Regions from separate parts of the Mus musculus genome. Here region 2 is linked to region 1. A link is a loop called in an ENCODE intact Hi-C map of the cell type or tissue named here. Cell type or tissue: gastrocnemius. All regions are shown on one strand. Links, peaks and the distances in the headings refer to the core of each region. The heading gives the core; the rest is flanking DNA.

Region 1 (11,097 bases), core at 1,955-9,954:
GTTAAACCACGCCGAAGGCTGACAACATCCTTTATTAGAAAAGCAGATACATTCTAGGTAAAATGCCAATGATCTCAAAGGACAGAAGCCTGGACCACACGTCACGGTTATCTGCCCTTGTCTTCTCAAAGCCGTGCTCGTGGGTGACATCTGTGAATCAATCCCTGTAGCAGCCAAACATAAGAAAAACCTAAGTCTTGGGCGTGACAAGACTCAGTGAGTGGGGAGAGCTGGGGCGAGGGGGGGCGCTCCACCCCTGAGATTTACAGTGCCTCAGACTTGCAAACACACAGGAAGAGGGACAGGCCACTGATAAACGGTAGAGGAAAACCAGTTACAGACAGCGTGACAGTCAGTCCACCAGGGAACTTAGAGGAAAGCCGGGTACTGTCGACCATTTCGTAACTGCTCTACACTGGTAACGGCTCCCAGCGCAGAGTCTATCATCCCTTTCAGATAGACTTCAGACAGCTGAACGGGAATGAAAAGGGACAGAACAGAGCCACCAGGAGTCCCTGGGGAACGCATGGACTCCCTGTCCGTAGAGAAGGGACGTCTTTAGATCTGGGGACTTGCAAAAACATCTCATTGCTCTTAAAAGAAGAGAATTTACTTATGGATAAAGTAAAAGTAAAATACGAGGGAAAGGAAAAGGTATGGGAAGGTGAAGACTAGAGAGAAGTGGGGGATGCTGCCTCTCTGAGGGGGAAACAGTCACGCTGGGTGGGTAGGGGGGAGGGTCAGAATTATGTGGGTGAGACTAGCTATAGGGAAGAGCCCACACTACATACACAGGACACCTTGCTACAAGATGGCACTGCAACCCTGTAATCCTAGCACTTGGAAAACTGAGGCAGGAGTTTCCAGACTAGCACAGCAAAACTCTGTCTTTATAGGGAGTTGGGGGTAACTAGAGAGATGGCTCAGCAGTTAAGAGTACCTATTGGCTTACTGCTAGCTACTATAATAGATATGGATTCTATCCCAAATATCACATCAAACACTCACAACTGTCTGTTACCTTCAGTTCCAAAAATCTAACGCCCTCTTCTGGCCCCCACGGGCACTGCCACACATGCAGTGCACATAAATCCACACAGGCACACATGCAAATCCATAATAAAGCAAACAAAGGAATCTGTGTGTCGGAGAGATGGCGTAACAGTGAGATGGCGTAACAGCTGAGACTGAACGGAAAGAGGCTGGGTGGGGTGAGACTCTGACGTCTGGTTTTGAGGCTACCCAGGGCAAACTGAGGTGGGGCAGTGGGTACTCCATGCCTCTCGGGGTTGCAGCATCTCGGGGAGAAGGAGGAGAGAAGGTTGTTTTAGTGAAGTCATTTTAAACTGTCCCTTCTCCACATTCTAGAAGAGTTTAATGATCCTCTCCCTGCTCAATAAAGACCATTAAAAAGAAATCAACCACCAGTGCTTATGAGACCCTGCAGACTACTGCTGGTTAACTCTGCTCATACTCCAGGCTGTCTCTCAATCCTTCTTGCATAAATACATCTGGAAGGACTGAAGGGCTTCCTGTCCTTCAAGGAAGATCTTGTATTCCACTGTAGTGCACAAAACTAAAAGGTCCTGACAGCGTTCTTCCATATCAAACATACTGGCACGGAAACAGTCACGCCCTATGTGATTCTTCTAAAATCTCTTTTAAAAATCCTGACACAAAGGGATCAAAACCAAGGCAGCCTTGCCTGAGTTCACTGTTCAAGCCACTTGCCCTGACCTCTAAGTAACCAAGTATGAACAGCCACACAGGACAGATAACAGAATCCCAGGGGGAAACTGGGTTCCCCCTCTGTCAATCCTTGGGTACAGTGGGGGATGGGAGTGACACTCATTCCTTTAAGGGAAAGATTGCAGTTTTTTGTTCTTGTACAATGTAAAAACCACTACTACTAGTGAAAAACAGAGTATGTATGGATTATATAAGACATACAGGTGAATCACAGTTCATTCTTACAGAACGTTCTTGGCCCCTAGATTTAATTTAAGGGCCAAAAATTACATTCCTTCTAATAAAACTAAGACACTGCCCACCGCCCACACCCTCGGTAAGAACTGCAGCAACAAGCTCAGATAGAATCACATAGCCTAGAAACCAGCAGTGTTTCTTTAATTTCTCTGAAGATAAAATGCTGCCCCTTTTTTGCTACCGTTTTTTAATGTCCACACAGCTGGCCATCTAAGTTTCTCACTAACAGTTCTGAGAGCTGGGTATGCTGGGGCCTGCTTGTAAGTCCAGTACTTGGAAGGTGCAGGCAGGAGGCTAAACAGATCACCATTATCCTTAGCTATGTCATTTCAAGGAGACCACAGGTACATTAAGACCTACTCAACCCTGGAAAAAACAAAAAAACAAAAAAACAAAAAAACAAAAAAAAAAAGCTGGGCAGGAACAGTGGCCTTAATGCCAGCACTTGGGAACTTGGGAGGTAGAGGCAGCGGCTTGGCTGAGATAGAGGCCAGCCTGATCATAATAGATACAAAGTGAGACCCTGAATCAAAATTTTAAAAAAGGTACCTGTGATGTTCCCTGCTTCTTCATCCCCTCCTGCGCTCATCCCTGTGTAGCACATAGTAAACATGAGTCTAAAAAGTACACTGTTCAGGTAAGTTTTGCCTTGAAAAGATACTGAGAGAAAACGCTGAGCCAGTTCGCAGAGTGGGGAGTTAATGCTCCATTGTTTGATTCTGACACACTCTCGTTTTAAACTAACCCCCTCCCACTGGAAAAAGTGAAGTTCAACTACCAGAGAGTCAGTGCTGTACGAGAGCCAGCCCCCAAATCCCTCGTGTCACCCTGCCACTTGGATTCTCAGAAACTATAGGTGAATAACACTGCGCAGAAGACTCGGTCAAACCCACACAGTCTTCTAGCCTAGAAGGATGCTGTCCTTCTGACTTCGCACCCCATCTACACAGTGCCAGCACAGAGCCTTACCTCATCTTAGGTCCGTCCTTTCCCAGCTGTGCAACTAAGTTAAACCAGAAAAGACAGCTGTGTGTGAATCCTGGGACTCGGGAGAGAGGGATTTATTTGGGTAACAGTTTGAGAGTCCAGTCCGTCGTACTGGAACAGAATGATGGTAAGGGCTTATTCATATCTGGGTAGGTCAGGCTGCAGAGAGAAGGGATACTGGCACGCAGAGGGCTTTTTCCAGGACCACGGTCCGTGGAATGGTGTTGCCCACATCAGGATGTGTGGTCCGTCTTCAGATAAACCTCTCTCACAGCACTCCTGCCCTCCTACCTCTAACTGGGGATAGACGTGTGGGCAACCATACCTTACAAAGTGATTCATGAAAGGGTCTTTGTTTTCACCAGCAAAATAAAAATTCACCAAAGCCATCCTTAGTGCACAGCTGTGAGGCCCCCTTACTCCGCCTCCCACCACTGCCACATTAAGACTTAGAGCCACAGGGTTAGCGGCCAATGGATGCCAAGCACAGTAGTGAGAACAGGGAAGTTCTCCCTTCCCAGAAGTCAGGAAGCCACCCTGGGCTACCCTTTTCTGGCAATAGGAAGCTGATGCAAGGACAGGAAGTAATTAGTGACTTTCAGCTGTACAATAAAAAAAGCTTCAAGTTTTGTTTGTGTTTTTAAAAGAATTATACAAAAGGTAAGAAATAAAGGTGACTTTTTTTTTGAGACTCAGACTCACTACGCAGCCCTAGTATTCACTACGTAGACCTTAACCTCAGACGTCCTCCTGCCTCCGACCTCTACCCAGTATAGGTATTAAATCATGCAGTGTCACACTGCTCGAAAAACGGCATTTCCAAAACACAAGTCTGTCTTCTTGCTTCTCAGCCTTGTCTACTTCCTTTTATTCTTCGGAATAAAAGCCTTAATCTGCTTTATCCACAGTCATCCGTTTCCCAGCTGTGAAGTCAATTCACTCCGTGTTGGTGTATACACGCATGTGCACTGGTGTATGTGCCTGCCTGTGCCCGTATGTGCAAATGTATGGAGGCCAAAGGCTGATCTTGAGCCTCTTCCTCGGTTGCTCTCCCTTACGTTTCAGACTGGGTCTCTCAGTGGAGCTTGGTGGCTGGCTAGACTTGGCCCGGGAGCCCTAGGGATGCTCCTGTCTCTGCCTCCTGTCTCCCTGAGAAGACAGACCTGTGCTAGTGCTCCAGGCTACTGCTGTGCGTTCTGAGGTTCCAAATGCAGGTCCTCCTTCCTGCACAGTAAGCACATTACCCACTGAGCCAGCCTGACAGTACATTTTAAAAATACTACCGGCTAGTGACATCGTTAGAGCAAGCCTGGTTTCGGAGCAGCAGCCACCTGCAACTACTCTCAAAGCTCTCCTTTGTTTGACGATCAGCATGAACCACTGGCCGGTGACTCTGGCTCATGAAGTAGTGCAACACAGTGAACAGCCGTGTAGCCCACACCAGGTTGGGGATGGCCAGGGCTAAACAATCCTGGGATGAAACAGAGACTCAAAGTCAAGTATGGCTCAAAATGCAGTCATTTGCCTCAGGGGAAGGAGCCGTCGGTATTGCGTTCCTATGGTGTAATGAATCGTTCCTATGGTGTAATGAATCGTGTCCAGGTCAATCAGAGACCAAGGTAAAATACGGAAGCCAAAGCTATAGTGCCCAACAGGAGCAAGGGGGAGGGGGTGGGGGTGGAGGAGGGGGAGTGGTGGGTGGGGGAGGGGTGGGGGAGGAGTGCCTGCTAAAAGCCAGTTGGTTTGGCTTTGCATGTCTGACGCCCAAAAAGGTTGAAAGCCGGCCTTTTATGTTAGTGCTGGGAACAAAACCTGGGTCTTCTGCAAGAGCATCCAGAGCTTTTAACTGCTGAGCAATCTCTCCAGACCCTATTTAATCAGCTTTTAGTGTCACCCTTATCCCCAAAGCTTTTTTTTTTTTTTTTAGTTTTTCGAGACAGGGTTTCTCTGTGCATCCCTGGCTGTCCTGGAACTCACTTTGTAGACCAGGCTGGCCTCGAACTCAGAAATTCACCTGCCTCTGCCTCCTGAGTGCTGGGATTAAAGGCGTGCGTCCCCAAAGCTTTTAAACCAGATCTCTTTATATAGTCGACGCTGGCCTGAACGTGAGCTCTTCCGGCCTCAGCCTGTTGAGTGCTAGGACTTCAAGTGTGTCACAGGAAGGCTCAGTGTGTGACAATGACCCTTAACATGCATGAGAATCACCTTAGCAACAGGCAGGTACTGTCCCCAACAACCACAAATGTCACCACCAAAACAAGTTACATGTTTCCCTGTCTAAAAGTATCTCTCCGCATTCTTTATGGCTGGAATTAGAAGCCTGTCCTCGGCATTAATGAATGGAAATACAATGCAAGTAACGATTTTTCAGTAGTCACATTGAAAAGTTAAAAATAAACAAGATTAATTTCAATACAATATTCCATTTAAATCCCTGAGTCCCCAGGCTCAGAGGATAAAAGCATTTGCCATCAAAGCTGAAGACGTGAGTTCAAATACCCGAACATAGTGGTAGAAGAGAAGTGATTCCCACAGGCTTTCCTTAACTGTCACATGTGCCCACACATGTACACCGTGTGCGTGTCACACATAACACACATACACATACACACACACACAAATGAACAAATGAATAGGCAGAATATCTGATATGTTTAACATACAATCTGTATGTTTTAGATTAAAAACCTATTTTATTAGCAGAAGCACAGTGGTAGAACACGCCTGTCATCCAGTACTTGGACAGCAAAGGGAGGGTCAGGAGTTCAAGGTCATCCTCACCCAGGAATACACAGGACCTTCTCTCAAAGGAAAGAAAGAGAAATGAACGACGTCCCTGGAAAGCCACAGTAGACTTTTCTTAGAGAAAGCCTGAACTCACTCGCCGGGCTTGACCAGCCGCTGCTGGACGGAGGAGCTCTCTAGCACCTGCGCTTCGCTTCTGATGGCCTCGCTTCTCCTAAAAACCTCGCAGAAAAGCTTTTGATGTTCCCTGTGTTCGAGCAACAATGGGGGAGGGGAGGGGCCCCTATGGACAAAGAGAAATAAAAGGAAGACTAATGGGTGCGTGTGCATTAGAGTGACGTTACCTTCTGAGTTCGTTCATGACTTTAAAGGCTTTCTTCATGTGCCAGGGGTTCACCGTCAGTGGGCAATGTTTCTCAGGATTCTCGTCTTTTGAATCGAGGGGCTTCTGATGACCCTGCTTTGTGCATCTGTACACAGAGAAAAGAACAAAAAGGGAAGACAACGCTCTCATTAAAGGATAATTCAGTTCCGGCTTGTCAAGCTACAGACCAACCGAATGCCTGCCACCCTCCCCCGCTCATTTAGAAGGCGGCAGTCCTCCAAGCGAGAGTAAGATGCAACTCAACTCGGAGCACTTTCCTACAGACACTGTGGTTTCTACAAAAAAAAAAAAAAAAAAAAAAGTGGGTAATTATCTCCCTGGTGTCAAAGACCTGTCAAATATAAACGATGAAGATTCAGGGAAAATGGCTTAACAGAGCGAGCTCTCTAAATAATAAAGATGCTGCAAAAGATCTCTGCTGGAAATCAACTTGCTTTTATAATCAAAGTACAGTCATACCCATGCATACATGTTATACAGAGCGGGGAGGGGAGAGAGGGGGAGAGGGAGGGTGTTTGTTTGCAAACTACTTTAAGCAAACTTCAGATGCAGAACCTGATTTAAACATGCTCTCTTTGCAAAGATACTCAGCCCATGGATTTTGGGCCTACACTAGAAAGAGATTCATCATATTAACTGAAGTTCAGGACACACAGCGGCAGCTTCTGCAGATAATGGTACGCTCTCATTATTTATAATTGTCACAACAACTCTGTAAGCTAATTACCATAATTAGCCCATTTCACAGATGAAGAGACTGAGGTGGGAAGGAGGCAATGAGTGGCACATTGCGTATCAAGGCACAGCCGACCTGACTGCTCTCTACCACTTCCAGCGTCAAAGAGGTTAACCATGTTCAGATGGACCATTTTTCTTTTTTTTTTTTTTTTTAAAGAAAAGCTTTGTTTTCTTTTTATGGATATGAATATATATCTGTATGTTGGGGGGCAGTCCATGGAAGCAAGAAGAGGGCATTGCCTCTTCTCTAGAGTCACTGAGAGTTGTCAGCCACCAGGATAGGGACTGGGAACCCAACTCCAGTCCTCTGCCAGGGCAGCACACACTCTTAGCTGCTGAGCCAAGTCTCCAGCCCCTATACTTATGGTGTTTAAGAACACAAGACTTTAAGTATTGGATATGAACTGTTCCTTTGAGAGGTGGAGGCATAGAATTTGTCAGAATTAGGAATGTGATGTGAGAGCCAAGAACTGCTAACTATATGGACGCAAGGGGAATTTGCAAAGTGACACATGCATAACTCAGGACATTTACTACAAATCATTGGATTACATGTATTTTACAGAATATAAATTATACTTCAAAAAATGGGGTCCAAAAAAAAAAAAAAAAACGGGCTGGAGAGACAGCTTGGAGTTTAAGAGCACATGTTGTTCTTGCAGAGGGCGTGAGTTCAGGTCCCAGAACACACATACTGGTTCTTAAACAGCTGTAACTTCAGTTCCAGGGGATCTGACACCCTCTTCCGTCACCGTCCCTAGGCACCAGGCATGCATATGGTACACACATACACATAAAAAATAAATCAGCTTTTAAAAACCAAGGCACCACAGTAAGTCTCCTGAGATCCACACACATATGTGATACAAAGAACAGCAGCAAGCGTCCTGCACACAGATCTGATCTTCTCCCCCTGCCCCACTTCTAAAAGGGCAGTTCCTTTGAAAAACAAAAACAAAAAACACTGTATTATGCACTCATTCCTAAAATCAACGTTTTTTAAGTGTACTTGTAAACTATCAATGAATAAAGCAAAGATTTTTGCAGTCTGTGGGAGGCGGACACAAAAAGTATGGCAAGTCAAAAAACTGGGTAGGTAGCATGCTACAGGACAAGGTAGGTGAGACAGGGAGAAAGCCAGAGAATAGGATCAAGGACAGTAAGTGGAAACTGAGATCTGCACAAAGGCTAGATGGTTGAGAGAAGGCTCCCGAAGAAGGCACAGGCAGAGCCAGCTACAGTGCCCACCCAGCCGCACAGTCCCACAGCCAGAGAAACAGAGTAACAAAGGCTACAGTCTACATTTTTCAAAAGCCACCCACTGCCCCATGAAGACACCTGGGCAGGTTAGGTTTGTCAACTTGACAAAACCTAGAATCACCCAAGGGACCTCAAAAGAAGAAACGCCTAACTCGGACTGGCCGGTGGCCATGTCGGTGAGCCTGTTTTTACTGATGTGGAAGAGAAAGCCCTTCGTGAATGGCACTGTCACAGGGCTAGGGATATATATGTAAGAAAGATTGCTGAGCAGGGGCAGAGAACGAGCCAGTAAACACTGTTCCTCCATGGTTTCTGCTTCAGGCTCCTGCCATGAGTTCCTGCGATGACAGCCTCAGGGACAAATGGATATCTGGAAATGCAACTCTTTCCTCCCCTAAGCTGTTTTCTGTCCGAGTGGCTTGTTTTGTTTTGTTTTCTGTTTATCAGAGCAACCGGAAGCAAACTAGGACTAGAGTCTAGAGGGAGGGGTCAAGAATGAAAAGAAGGGATTTAGGTACGGCAGTAACCTCCTCTCAAACTGTGGGTCTCAACTCCTTTGGGGGGTCCAATGACCCTTTCACAGGGATCAGATATCAGATTTCCTGTATATCAGATATTTACATTACAATTCATAACCGTAGCAAAGTTACAATTATGAAGTAGCAACCAAATAATTTTAAGGTTGAGGTCACAATACGAGGAACTGTATTAAAGGGTCACAGCATTAGAAAGATTGAGAAGTACTGACCAAAGTCGTTACAGGGAGGCTGCCTTGGGTAAGAGAAGTGGCTGGCTTTTGCTATGTTCAAAGAAGCGGCAACCAGGTCTGTGTACATCCAAAGTCCCAGCAAGGAGAACAATTGAGTTTCCTTTAATAGCAAGAGGAAGGCTATGGGTGGAACTAATCTGGGGTGTAGGAAGATCATTTTCACACAGGTTGGCACTGACGTGGGGTACTGACACAAAAGTCAGGAGAAAGATACAAAGCTAGCCTGGAGTTGAAAAATTAAAACTCTAACTAGCGGACTGGCGAGATGGCTGAACAAGCAGAGACATTTGCCAAGTCTGACATTCTAGATTTGACTGCCAGAACCCACATGTTAGAAACGAGAGAACCAACTCCAAAAGTTGAGTGAGTATGTGCGCGCGCGCACACACACACACACACACACAATTTTGATTATTATTATTTAGATGGTGACAGATTTCTGAGAACTATTGGTTAATGGACAAAGCCAAAAAGCAGGCTGGCTACATGGATGGCAGTATAAAAAGCCAAGATGCAGATTGTCAATATTAAGGAAACCTAGAAAATTCAGCATGATTTGCTGTTTCCCCAGACCCAGAGTAGCACTGGCGAAGCCCTTGATCCCTTCTCAGGCTGTCCACCAAAACCAGGCTGAACCCCATTTCCCTGTTGATTTGTTTCTTAAGGCTGAACAACTGGGTGAGCGCAGGGCACGGCCTCCAGAGGCAAATTCCACTGCTGGCATGGGATAAGAGGAGGCACACTCCATTAGCTACTGCGGAGAATGTACAGAGTGATTTAAGAAAGGATCCTGGGGCTGGAGGGATGGGTCAGTGGTTAGAGAATACTGGCTACTCTTCCAGACCTGCGCTCAATTCCCAAGCACACACACAGCAGCTCATAACCCTTTCTGTACCTGCAGTTCCAGGCGATCCTCCACCCTCTTCTGGCCTCTGTGAGCAGCACCAGCCATGAGCAGAGTGCAGACACACATTATTTTTTTTTTTTTTTAAAGAAAGGATGTTAGAGAGCTGGGGAGATGGCTCGGTTAGAAAAGTGCCTGACGCACAAGCAGAAGGCCTAGACTGAGATCTCCAGCACCCACAGAAGAGTCAAGCATCTGATGGACAGTTGCAACCCTAGAAATGGGAGTGCCGGCTGACCAGCCAATGAGCAAGCTCCCAGATCTGGGAAAAGACCCTGTCTCAAAAACTAAGATGGACAGCCATAGACGGAAACAAACAGTATCGACCTGTGGCCCCCAAATGCATGTGCACTACGCATGTGCACAAATGCTAAAAAGGAAAAAGATCGTGGAAAGGGGATAATCTGGTAAGTCTAAGAGGCAGGTGGGGGAGAGGACTGGGGAGCGCCATGACACAGAAGACAGGTATCCCCTGTCTCACAGCACAGGACACAGCGGATTCCCACTCAAACTCTGTGGAACCCAGGCAAACCCCTTCTCTGGCCATGCAATATGGAAGTCCTACAGCAGCTGGAAAATATTGTAAGTGAAAATTAGTGATAACAATAATCACAGGAGAGTGTTGAGTGTTCAGAACAGAAACAAATGGACTCTGTTCTAAAGCAAAAAAAAAAAAAAAAAAACTTCATGGTTTAACAGGCAAGAGCTTTATACCTACATGACCAAATCAGGAGCCCATGGGATGTCTCAGTGAGAAAATGCACTGCGCTCTAAGCTAAACAGCCTGACTCCAACCCCAGGGACCCACATAGTGGAGAGAGAGAATCAACTCCCTTGTCCTGTCCTTTGACCTACACACATATGATGCAGCAAGCACATACCTTCCTCAGCAGAGACAGACAGACAGGCAGGCAGGCAGGCAGACAGACACACAGACAGATGTTTTAACATTTTTTTTTTTTAGTAATTAAGAGGGGCTGGAAGATGACTTAGCAGTTGCGAGCATTTGCTGCTCTTGTAGAGCAGGGTTCGGTTCCCAGCACTGACACTGCACCCCACAGCTACCTGCCTCAGGAGATCCAACTCTCCTGGCCTGTGCTGGCACCAGCCATGCACACGGGTCATGTACATGCAGGTAGGCAAAACAGCCATGAAATAAATAAACCTTTTAAAATTAGGATTTTCGAGTGGGTGTGGTAGGAACACACCTGTAACCCCAGCATCTCTGTAAACTGAGGAAGATCGTAAGTTCAAGGCTACCCTTAACAACACTGCAAGGCCCTGTCTCAAAAGAGTGAGCTCAGAGCAGAAAGAAACTCCTGG
Region 2 (11,097 bases), core at 1,581-9,580, 46 kb before region 1:
AAGTCTCTACACGCCTCTCTCTGCCACCGTCCTTCGGGTCAGAGTTACAGATGTTGGCTTGATTCCGTGGGTATTAGAATCTGTCCTCCCATATGCATGAACACACAACAAACCTTTCACAACTGCTGCGCCCTCTCTCCAGCCCCATTTATCTACTTTACTGGTTTTAATGTAATTCATTAAGAAGTACAGAGCTAGCCCATTAAAAGATTAAAAATTTATTAAAATAATAAATGTGTAAGTCTACACAAGTATTTAAAAGCAAAGGTAGAAAGGTTCTTTTGAGAATAGACTACTAGATTTTTTTTAATGGATTGAACAATAAGTTCATTGTTTTTAATAGGCTTGAAAAACATGTTGAACATGTGTGTCAACTGTATAAAATATGTATTACTATTTTTATCTTGCTAGTAAATCCTTACTTGGTTTTGTGATGTAACTTTACAATGACCAAACTGAAAGAACTCATAATTATGTAATTAATTATGCACAGCCTCAAAACAAACAAAAAAATTATTATCCTAGCTTGTCAACATGACATCTAGTGACCACCAGTCACTCATGATATCAACAGTAAAAGTAGCTATGGCCACATCAAAACCTACCTTTGAATCGATTAAACAGCTGGTTAAAACAAAACAAAATAAAAGATATCAAACGAACCACACCCCATTACCAGAGCCACTCAGTTCACAGAGACCCTGGGGCCATGTACCTTAGGTTGCAATCTACCTCACAAAGAATTCAAACTCAAGAGGGGTTATAGATGATGTCTAAGTCATATGGTCATGCCATGGGAAGCTGGAGATAGACTACAGTTTACAACTCCAAGACTTTCAATCCCATCTCTAGGTGACTTCTAAATATCCCACGCTATCCTTTCCATCACAGTGCTAAACACAACCACTCAATAAAATCAATTCTCAGAGTAGCTTCCGTATTTAATGGAGTACCAGGACAAGCAGAGAGCTGGCGGCCAAGAACACCTAATTATCCTGATTATGTAGAAGTTAATCCAGAGCCTTGGAGAAGCCATGTAACTCACCTAAGGCCATACATATGACATGGAAATAAGACAAGCCTGACATGTGAATAGTATTAACCAAAATGGGGTAACTACTTCAGATAGCATAGACATTCTGTGCTCATGGTTCACTGTAAATCAGGGACTGGAGAGAAGGCTCAGTGGCTACAAATGCTTGCTCTTCTCTAGATGACTGGAATTCAGTGGGTAGCCCACTATGGTTCCAGGGACCCAACACTTTTCTGGCCTCTGTGGACACTCATGTAGGCACGTGCACATGCCATGTCCACACACATGCACACTCGAACACATGCGTGCACAAAATCCTTGAAACTTAAAACAATGTTGTGGACCAATGCAGCTCAATGGTTTACTGAATTAAAAAACTGGATACAAAGTTGGGAGGGCCTAGGAAGTGGGGATGGATCTACGAGGTAGTTAGGCACAATATAGGAAATATGGTCAAGATACACTGTATGAAGTTCTCAAAGAATCAACAAGCTATTATATTAAACATATAAACTAACAGGGGTGCATCTAAAGGTTACTTCTATTTATTTGAATTATATAAGCACTCTTAGATAAGTCCATTTAAGCAAGATTAAGCCATGGTAGAGAAAGAAATTTAAAAATTTATTAGGATTCATAATTCTGAACATGGCAGAATCCTGAAATGGCATGTATTTTGGAAAAGGCTAATTTCTGAGACAAAATTTCCTGTCTCGTGTTTTCAGTATTCAGTGTGATTTTCCATGTCAATAAAAGGGCACATGGGCTGTCATAACTCTGGGGCTTATCTTCTTCTGTGTCAGGAAAAGGAAGGAAGCACCCAGAAGTGAAAAGGGCGGTTTCTTTCCTTATCGTTTGATGCAGGATCTCTCTACACCATAGCAGCCTCAAGCTTGTCCTCCTTCTGTCCCGAGAGGTAAGATCCCAAGTGTGTGGCACCTTCAATACCTAAGAAGCAATCTCAGATAAAAATATCTAGTTATGGCCAGGCACGGTTCAGATACCTCTAATCCCAACAATGGGTAACTGGTAGAGGTAACTGGCAGATCTCTGATTTCCAGGCCAGCCAGAGCTACACTGTGAGACACTATCTTAAGAAAATGGACAAAACTTACTAAAAGATCCAACAAATAGATGAATGTTTCTAAAATTTGTTCTTAACTTTCTCAGCTTTCCTAAGACTGCAACCCTCTAATACAGTTCCTCATGTTATGCTGACCCCCAACCATAAAAGTATTTTGTTGCTACTTCATAACTATAACTTTGCTACTGTTATAAATCATAATGTAAGTATCTGATAAGCATGAGAGCTGATATTTGACCCTCAAAGAGGTCATGACCCACAGGTTGAGAACCACTGTCCTAGAATTACGACTCAATGGAACAATGGTTTGTTTTTTTGTTGTTGTTGTTTCAGTTTGGTTTGGTTTGGTTTGGTTTGGTTGAGGAGGGAGAAGTGGGATTAAATGGAAAACCTCACCCATGCTAGGAAATGCTCTACTGAGCCAGATCGCCAGCCTGTCGTACCTCATACGAAAGTGGAATTACAATGATACAATAACCTCCCAGACATCTCTCGGTTATCTAACAGAAATTTTCCATTTACTCCCACTTTGGTGGTATTAGCCCTGAGACTGAGAAAAATAACCTGAAAGCATCCTAAGATCCTTGGTATACTCTGCAACATCAAAGAGAGCAACGATGACTTCCCACAGATCTGAGTGACAGGACAGAGAGAGTGACTACATCTCATGGGGTGTGTATCCAGAGGAAGGCCATGCTCTCCAAGCAGAGACATCCCTCTTGGGTGTGTGGAATGAGCAAAGACCGGCCCTTCCTACAGCTTCTCCTTCTGCTTCGTTCTGTCAGTACTGAGTACCTCCACTTGAGCCCTGGCACTGTCACTGCCAGCTCAGTCCTTCACAGTTACAAAGACCATTTATACAACATGAACCAAATTATTCTTATGCATTGATCCCTGTGTTGGCTGTCTCTCTCCCTAAGGAGCGGTAAGGTCAAATCAGGTTCATCCATGCTGGACTCTCGGCTCCTAGATGAATGAATGCCCAGGTAGCCCAGAAGTCAATCCACCGGAATGGAAATCAATTTGTCACTGTGTTTTAAAACAGATACAATTTGGAATGCTTCTTAAACAGAACTACACTCACTACTTGGGGGAATATATTTGCATGTGACATTGCTTTGGTCCTATTTCAAAATCCTTTCAGCCTGACCTCTTACTTCAGCCATCACCATAATGACTAGCTCTGAAACTCATTGACTTCCTTCATGAAGATACCACAGAGCACCCTACCATGAGCCTCTGCCACACTCCTACCCAACATACCACAATAAACTAATTTCTAAGCAGAATATACAATATGGTATCCTGGTTTTTTTTTGTTTTTTGTTTTTTGTTTTTTTTGAGACAGGGTTTTACTGTGTAGCCCTGGTTGCCTGGAGCTCACGATTTAGATAATGTTGGCCTTGAACTAACAGCCATTGATCTCATATTGGCTTAACTGCCCGAGTGAGCCAATAGGCCTGGAATTTTGTTCTTTTTAATTATGTGTATGTGCATGCCTATGTGTGGGTATACAGGGTATGCAAATGTAAATGCAGGTGTGTGGAGACCAGAAGAGGGTGTTAGCCACATTACACCAGGACTGGGAATTGAACTTGTGTCCTCTGGAAAAGCAGCAAATGCTTAGCCACAGAGCTATTTCTCTAGGTCCTGCCTTTTCCCTCTCTCTCTCTCTCTCTCTCTCTCTCTCTCTCTCTCTCTCTCTCTCTCTGTGTGTGTGTGTGTGTGTGTGTAAACACAAAGATGGCTCAAGAAGGAATTACCACAACTATTTTTGAAGACTATCTCCAGTTAGTGGCAGTTTAAAACTTTTCTATTTATTTGTAAAGCTTTCTTCCTGTTCTAATAGCTATGCATTCGAATGGTCACATATTACTTTTTCAAAAGGCAGGGAAGCAAGTGAAAGAACGCCTTTCTCTACCTTGAGAACTCTAGCAAACAAGCAGTGAGTGCTGGGAGCCCCGATGAAGTGCACTCCCCCCCCCCCAAACTTTGACCACACCCTCATCAGACTGCCCTCTTTGGCCTTCCACCACAGGGCAGTGTCTTAGTTAGCATTTCTGTTTCTATAAAGGGACACCAGGACCACTGCAACTCTTGTAAAAGAAAACATTTCACTGGGATGGGCTTACAGTTTCAGAGGCTTAGCCAATTATCATGGTGAGAAACATGGCAGCATGCTGGCAGACAAAGTGCTGGAGAAGGAGCTGAGAGTTCTATGTAGGGACAGGCAGGCATCAGGAAGGCTTGAGTCCACCATTGAATCACACACCTCCTCCAACAAAGCTCCACCTTCCACAAGGCCACACCTCCTAATGGGCTTGTGGGAGGCTCTTTTACTCAGAACACCACTTGCAGGGTTCTGTAGAGGATCCTCTTTCTCTCTGGTGCTCTTGCAATCAGCAGCGTGCTTGGAGAAAGATGAAGTAAAAGATCATGGTAGCTAATTAAATAAGCCTAACTTAAAATGCTATCGTTTGAGAAATAACTTTTTTTTTTCACTTAGATATGATAATTTCAAACGCAGCAAGACAAATTAAAGGCTATAGTTGCCTATATACTTCAGGAGAAACATTCCATAATGTATAAAGAACGTGGAGGGCAGGGGAGCACTGATTAGCAAAGACAAGTAGAAGGCTAGACAAGGAAGACCAAGCAAACAATAAGCATCCCTCTGCCACTTTCCCCAGCTGCACACTTTAAACTAAGATGCTTTTAGCCCAGCTCACACTGACAAGCCAAATTTCATGCAAAATGCTTTGCTGAGACAAGCACACTTCTGGCTGACTACTGGACTCTGTAGTGCATTTTCAGCTTGGGCATTCACTCCATGGGGGAAATCATTTATATAGTATGTCTTTTAGATCCTTAGCCAACTTAACTAAACTAGCCAACAGGATCCTTGGCAGTCTGTTTATGAAGAAGAAACTACAAAAGGTTCTGGGTACCTTTTATATAGTATCTATATACCATACATATATAGTATATTTATGTAGTAACTATATAATAAATAGATAGACTCTTAAATGTAGCTATAGATATAGTCCAATACCTAAGAAACCACGAACATGAAATTGACAGCTCAGCTCAGCCACTGTAAACTCACAAATGTACTACCAATGTGTAGGCTTTATATTAATATTCCAACACTTTTAAGTTCATCTCAGAAACAATGACCTGGAAGCAAACAAGGAAATAGCTGCCCAAGGGCATGCACAGAGAGATGACATTATCACCACACGTGAAGAAGTTGTAAGACTCTCATTGAGGGGATTTAGAAAAATAATAACTCAGTGGACAAAGAACTTTCTGTAATTTTCATGAGGACTTGAGTTTAATTCCCAAGAGCCCACAATTTAAAAGACAAACAAACAAACCAAAACCAAGAGCAGTGTCTTAGTTAGGGTTTTACTGCTGTGAACAGACACCATGACCAAGGCAAGTCTTATAAAAAACATTTAATTGGGGCTGGCTTACAGGTTCAGAGGTTGAGTCCATTATCATCAAGGTGGGAGCATGGCAGTATCCAGGCAGGCATGGTGTAGGAGGAGCTGAGAGTTCTACATCCTCATCCAAAGGCTGCTAGTGGAAGATTGACTTCCAGGCAACTAGGGTGAGGATCTTATGCCCACACCCACAGTGACACACCCATTCCAACCAGGTCACACCTATTCCAACAAGGCCACACCTCTAGATAGTGGCACTCCCTGGTCCAAGGATATACAAACCATCACAAGCAGGGACATGCACCTCTCATCTCAGCCCTGGGGAGGCAGGGACAGGAATCTCCTAGAGTTTGTTGGCTAGTTTAGTTGAGTTGGTGAGCTCAAGGGTCAGTGAAAGACTGTCTCAAATAAACTAGATAAATAAGTAAGAAGAAAAATGTCACTCAACATGTTGAGTTTTGATTTCTATACAGGTGCTCATAGATGTGCATACATGGACACACACACACTAAAAAGACCTCATTGTAAAATAAAAATCAGCACTTTTCAGGAGCACCCAGCTCCCAGACTCTAAGTAATACTCAGTGGGTCTATTTCTCAACTCGCTGCTCATTTACAGACTCAGGATGGTTCTAAGCTTCAGCACCACTGAGCCGCACCACCACCTGGCTGCGGAGACTTCAGTGGGTACAGGGAAGAAACAGGAAGCCTGTTCTTCCTCTCTTGGGGGATGCAGGACTACACCCACCTTGCAGTTTACAAACAGGAAGGTGTTTGTCTGTGGCACCCTGCCAGCATCTTAGTCACACTTCTTCCTCTCAAAACTGCAGCCTGGCAACCAGAAAGCAGCCCTCTGCTCTAAGCACCCACCCATAACTTGCCACCCCTAGACACACCTACCTTGACTCCCTCCATCCAATTCGGCCTTACCCAAGCTCCATCACTTGAGATATTTACCAGTAGCAGGGCCCAAAACTCTTTTTCAACTAGTTCCCATCATAGCTAATCTTACAAACACCTCCAGACCAAGTTTTGCCAGAGACAATTAAAGTTTTAAGAGAGACAGACTCTTTAACAGAATATGCCAGTGGCTGATGGACTTCGCAGTGGTATAATCAGGAACTGGGAAGAAAACCTGAGTGGCAGAGTAGTCATCAGGCCGTCTGAGAGCCCCTCCCCACCCCAAGTATCCTTTTTATAGCTGCTATTTCCATCTTTTGTAACCTAAGACTTCCCTGATAGTGGCCCAAACACACAATGCAGACAACAACTACACAATGCAGACAACAACTACCTTGCTTGCAGCATTGCTGAAAACATATTCACCACTTTACACAGAGCCTGGCCCTCGATCACTAGCACTGCCTCTAATCCAAGGTTTTTCTGTTTCCTGGCACAGGGAATTCAATCTCACGACAAAGAAGCACTAGGATCCGCTCTCTTCATTCACAGGATGAGGTTGTTTCATGTCAGTTAGACTTCCTTTCCTGGCCAAATATTCTTAAAACGAAACCCATCATTACCCATAAGCCCCCTCCCACCACAACCTCTAACCAGGCTCCTTCTCCTGTCCCACCTTCTCACTCTGCAGGGTTCTGCCAGGCAGGAGTCCTGCCCAGGGTCATAGCCGGGGACTGGGGGATGCTTCAGTCCAGGCTTCTTCCATTTCATGGGGTGAGGGTGACTTGGTGGCTTAACTTCCATTCACTCTCAAGAACTCTGAGCATTTATTCACTTAATAATGACTTATTATTCATTTAACAAATTCGTAATGGATACCCACCTCCTCTGTACTAACTTGTAATCTAGATTCTAGAGATACAGAAATGAAACGAAGAGACAAAACCGCCAGCCACCCTGGAGTTCCAATGCTAACAGGGATTGTGTTAATATATTTTATTGTCTTCCATCGATCTAGTGGGGACACGCACAGCTCTCCATTCACCCCAGTACTACTGCCTTCCAAGAGGTCTTCAAACCCCATGGACAGATTGAGGCTGTGAGTGAGGAGGTGTAGATATTAACACCAGATTGTCACACTGTTGCTAAAAGCTTCAGGAACGTGAGCTGAGAAGAATACAGAATGGACACCAGGCCACAGTTTACCCAGAGCACTTTGGCCTTGAATCTAGAATCATTCCACAGCAGCTATGTGGTCCTGGAAAACCTGAGTCCTCCTGTGCCACAATTTTCTCATTTGTAAAACATTCCGCTGTCCAGAACGTTGTAAAAACTCACTCAATGCTCTTGATCAAGCGGCTGAGATATGGAATCCAGGCAGCCTCTTGCTGTAAAACAAGTCTCTTATCCTATTATCCCTTTGGAAATTGCTGTACTTTTGTCTCATTGACATTAGCGCTGCCTCCATACATTCTCACTACAAAGGAGAAAATGTAAACATTGATAATCCTAGCTCTCGGGAGCTGAAACAGGAGGTTCACATGTTTGAGATTGGCCTGAGTAACAACAGTCCAAGGTCTTACCTGGAAACAAATATTGAAAAAGCCTCTAAAGCTCCATGTGCCTTGCTTTGGTTTGTTTGTTTATATTGCTTTTGTTTTTGAGACAGGGTCATGCTGTCTGCCAACACTGAGCCTCTGCCTCTGGCCTCTGCTTCCAGCACACTAGGAACACAGCTGTGTGCCCCCACAATCAAATCTGCCTTCTATGTCTGCATTAGATCCTTCAAAAGTCTTTCTTTCTGTATATTTAGAATCTCTCAAATGACTGAAAAGTAGACTACCACTAAGTTCCTGTCCACCTTTCCAAGAGTATAATTTACGGCTTTAAATGTAGCTGTTCGTAAAGGCTTGGAGTTTGATCCCCAGCACCACATAAAACTGGGTGACGTGGTGCACATCACTTAGGGAGAAGGAGCAGGAGAGTGAGAGGTTAAAGGTTACCTTAAACTACATGGCGAGTTCAAAGCCAGCCTGCCACCAATACACCAACAACATGAGACCGGTTCAATGAGACTGACAAGCTGAAAAACTAATTCAGTGTCTAAGATGGGAAGTAGAAAGCAGTATGTACCCTCAGGAGACCTCAAAAGTTGCCTTTAAAACATTAAAATCTTAAAAAGGCATGTCAAGTTGCTCTAAGGGCACTGGTAAGATGTGTCTGCAGATGAAGAACTAAGGATACCCTTAGCTCTCAAAGGTGGAGCGCCAGCACCTTTAGAACTGTGGATAACAACTGCCAAATTAAATGCCAAATATAATTGTCAGAATAATTTATCTCCATGGCCTCGCTCTGTGGCAATCATTCTCTACACTGGGGGAAGTAATTCAGAGAGTTCCTTGGGGGCACTGATTGCTTTATTACATTTGCCCTTTTCCCTTCCTGATCTTCCTTCTCTTCCCCTTCTCCTTGACCTTTCTCCTACACCTGCATTCTCTTCCTTCTCCCTTTCCCCCTCCCCCTCTTCCTCCCTCTCCTCTTCCTCTCCCTCCCCATCTTCCTCCTCCTCCTTTTTCTTTCTTTTTGGAACACCTGAGTTCCACATGTAGTGCTGGATTGCCTAGAACTCAGTGTGTACAAAGCCAGGAGGCTTCTCCTCAGGGATCTGCCTAGCCACGCCCTCTGGGTGCTGGTGCAAACCTGCACCACCATGCCTGGCTGCATCTCCTTTCTAAATCACACACAGTTTTTTCTAACAGGAATCTTGTAAGTTTTGGCGAGAGCTAATCTTTTTTGTTGTTTTATATCCTTAGAAACAATTCTGACTCAAAACAGGTACACAGATACACACACACATACAATATAATCCTAACCCTTGAAGAACTGTTTTCAGGGCTGGTAAAGTTCTTGCCTGGTAAACATCAGGGCTGAGTTCATCCCCCAGAACTCACATCAAAATGCCAAAGCCAGGAATGGCGGTGCACGCTTTTTCTTTTTCTTTTTTTTTTTTTTTTTTTGGTTGTTGTTGTTGGTTTTTCGAGACAGGGTTTCTCTGTGTAGCCCTGGCTGTCCTGGAACTCACTCTGCAGACCAGGTTGGTCTCCAACTCAGAAATCCGCCTGCCTCTGCCTCCCAAGTGCCGGGATTAAAGGCATGTGCCACCACTGCCTGGCACGCTTTTAAGGCCTGCACTCAGGAGGCAGAGACAGGTGGATCTCTGGTCAGCCTGATCTACATAGTAAGTTCCAGGACAGTCAGGACTACATAGAGAGATCGTGTCTTAAAAGAGCAAAACAAACAAAAAAAGAATGCCAGGCTCAGCACACTCTCGTCATCCCAGAGCGGATGGGAAGGCTGAGACAGGAGGATGCCTGGGACTTAACAGCCAGCTCTCCTGGCCTGTCTATTCTAACTGATTAGCTCCAGGCCAATGAGAAATGAGACAATTTGTCTCACAGAGGAGACAGATGGTGTTCCTAAGGCTGACATGAGGTAGTCTGTTGGCCTCCACATTCATGCTCCAGAGCTTCCACACTGACTGTCTCTCTGTCTGTCTCTCTCTGTCTCTGTCTCTGTCTCTCTCTCTCTCTCTCTTACATACACACACACATACACATTTTTTTAAAAAGGAAGAGAAATAGCTACTTGACAGCTGCATGTTGTTTTTCATAAGAAATTACATCTGTCCCCCAAACCCTCTCTACGTTAAATATTCAGACAACCACCTCCCAACTTTGTATCTCAAAGCTAATGTGAGGCATAAAATCAAGACAGTAAGACAAATTATTGCTAGAAAAAAAAATAGAAAGAAAGATACATAGCAAAGCACCTAAGGGGGAAAAATCAAATAAGACTGTACTTCATAGGAAATTAAATCCACCCATCTTACTGAAAGCTTGGCTGACCCGAACACGGGGTTAACCGCAGGCATTTGTTAAGCTCAGCGTGGCCCATCATGGCTCTTTAGGTCTTTTTATAACACCCCAAACTGTTAACATGCGTGCTTATCAACACACCATATCATAGCAGAAACGCATAAAGGTTCACTTAGCAGGAAAGGAGAGATTGTGGAAACACCACCTAAATGAAGCTCACAAACTCTCCAGTGTGGGTTAGAAGGCACCCCCCCCACGCACACCCTCCACCACCACCCCCCCCCGCCACACCCCGCCACCCCCATCAACCACATCCTAGAGGCTTCTGCTTGCACAAAGTTCAAAGCAGCTAAGACAATTCCCACAGAAATCACATCTGTGGACTGGGAACGAACGGGTGGGACTTTTATTGGAAAGATGCCCGAGGTTCTGCATGTTCGATATCTCAATGTAACCATGGGTCATAAGTATCTGTACTTACTAAAACTCTGCAAACTACAGAGCTAAACTCTGAATCATACCTCACTAAGGGAAGGACCATTAGCCCTTAAAATCCACACTAAGATATGAGGAGGTCGCTCAGTGGTATAGCTGCATACAGTAGACCCCTCATCACCATAAAAAAACAAAACAGAAAGTACACACAGGAGATTAGCCAGAAGTTAAGAGGTGGCATTCATAAGCCATACTATCTGATTTATTTTTAAGGGAAAATAGTGACCCTGTCTGGTAGAATCCAAAATTTAAAAATAAATCAAA

Evidence for each region. Hi-C counts contacts between places; a loop is a spot of excess contacts. Peaks named below come from ENCODE experiments on the same cell type or tissue, not always from the same donor. Only the 100,000 strongest peaks of a DNase experiment are listed, where the experiment ranks them.
Region 2: a loop joins it to region 1, with 1.8 times the contacts of the local background. A loop is called at or near these places in 10 of 42 quality-filtered maps.

The regions. Positions count from the first base shown.
Region 1 is chr8:64,828,381-64,839,477 of GRCm38, forward strand. It overlaps Klhl2 (kelch-like 2, Mayven), which reads right to left. Exons shown (of 15, transcript NM_178633.3): 2 at 6,063-6,188. Among named protein-coding and RNA genes, the nearest start is that of Klhl2, 16 kb to the right of the region's middle. In gastrocnemius, for the core only: no CTCF peak of the experiment used is centred there; a DNase peak (open chromatin) is centred at 6,279; H3K4me3 peaks cover 1,623 bases; H3K27ac peaks cover 2,433 bases.
Region 2 is chr8:64,782,579-64,793,675 of GRCm38, forward strand. All of the region lies in intron 4 of Klhl2 (kelch-like 2, Mayven), which reads right to left. Gm46040 (a long non-coding RNA gene) reads left to right here. Exons shown (of 4, transcript XR_003947556.1): 3 at 1,837-1,949. Among named protein-coding and RNA genes, the nearest start is that of Gm46040, 13 kb to the left of the region's middle. In gastrocnemius, for the core only: no CTCF peak of the experiment used is centred there; a DNase peak (open chromatin) is centred at 6,354; H3K27ac peaks cover 1,355 bases.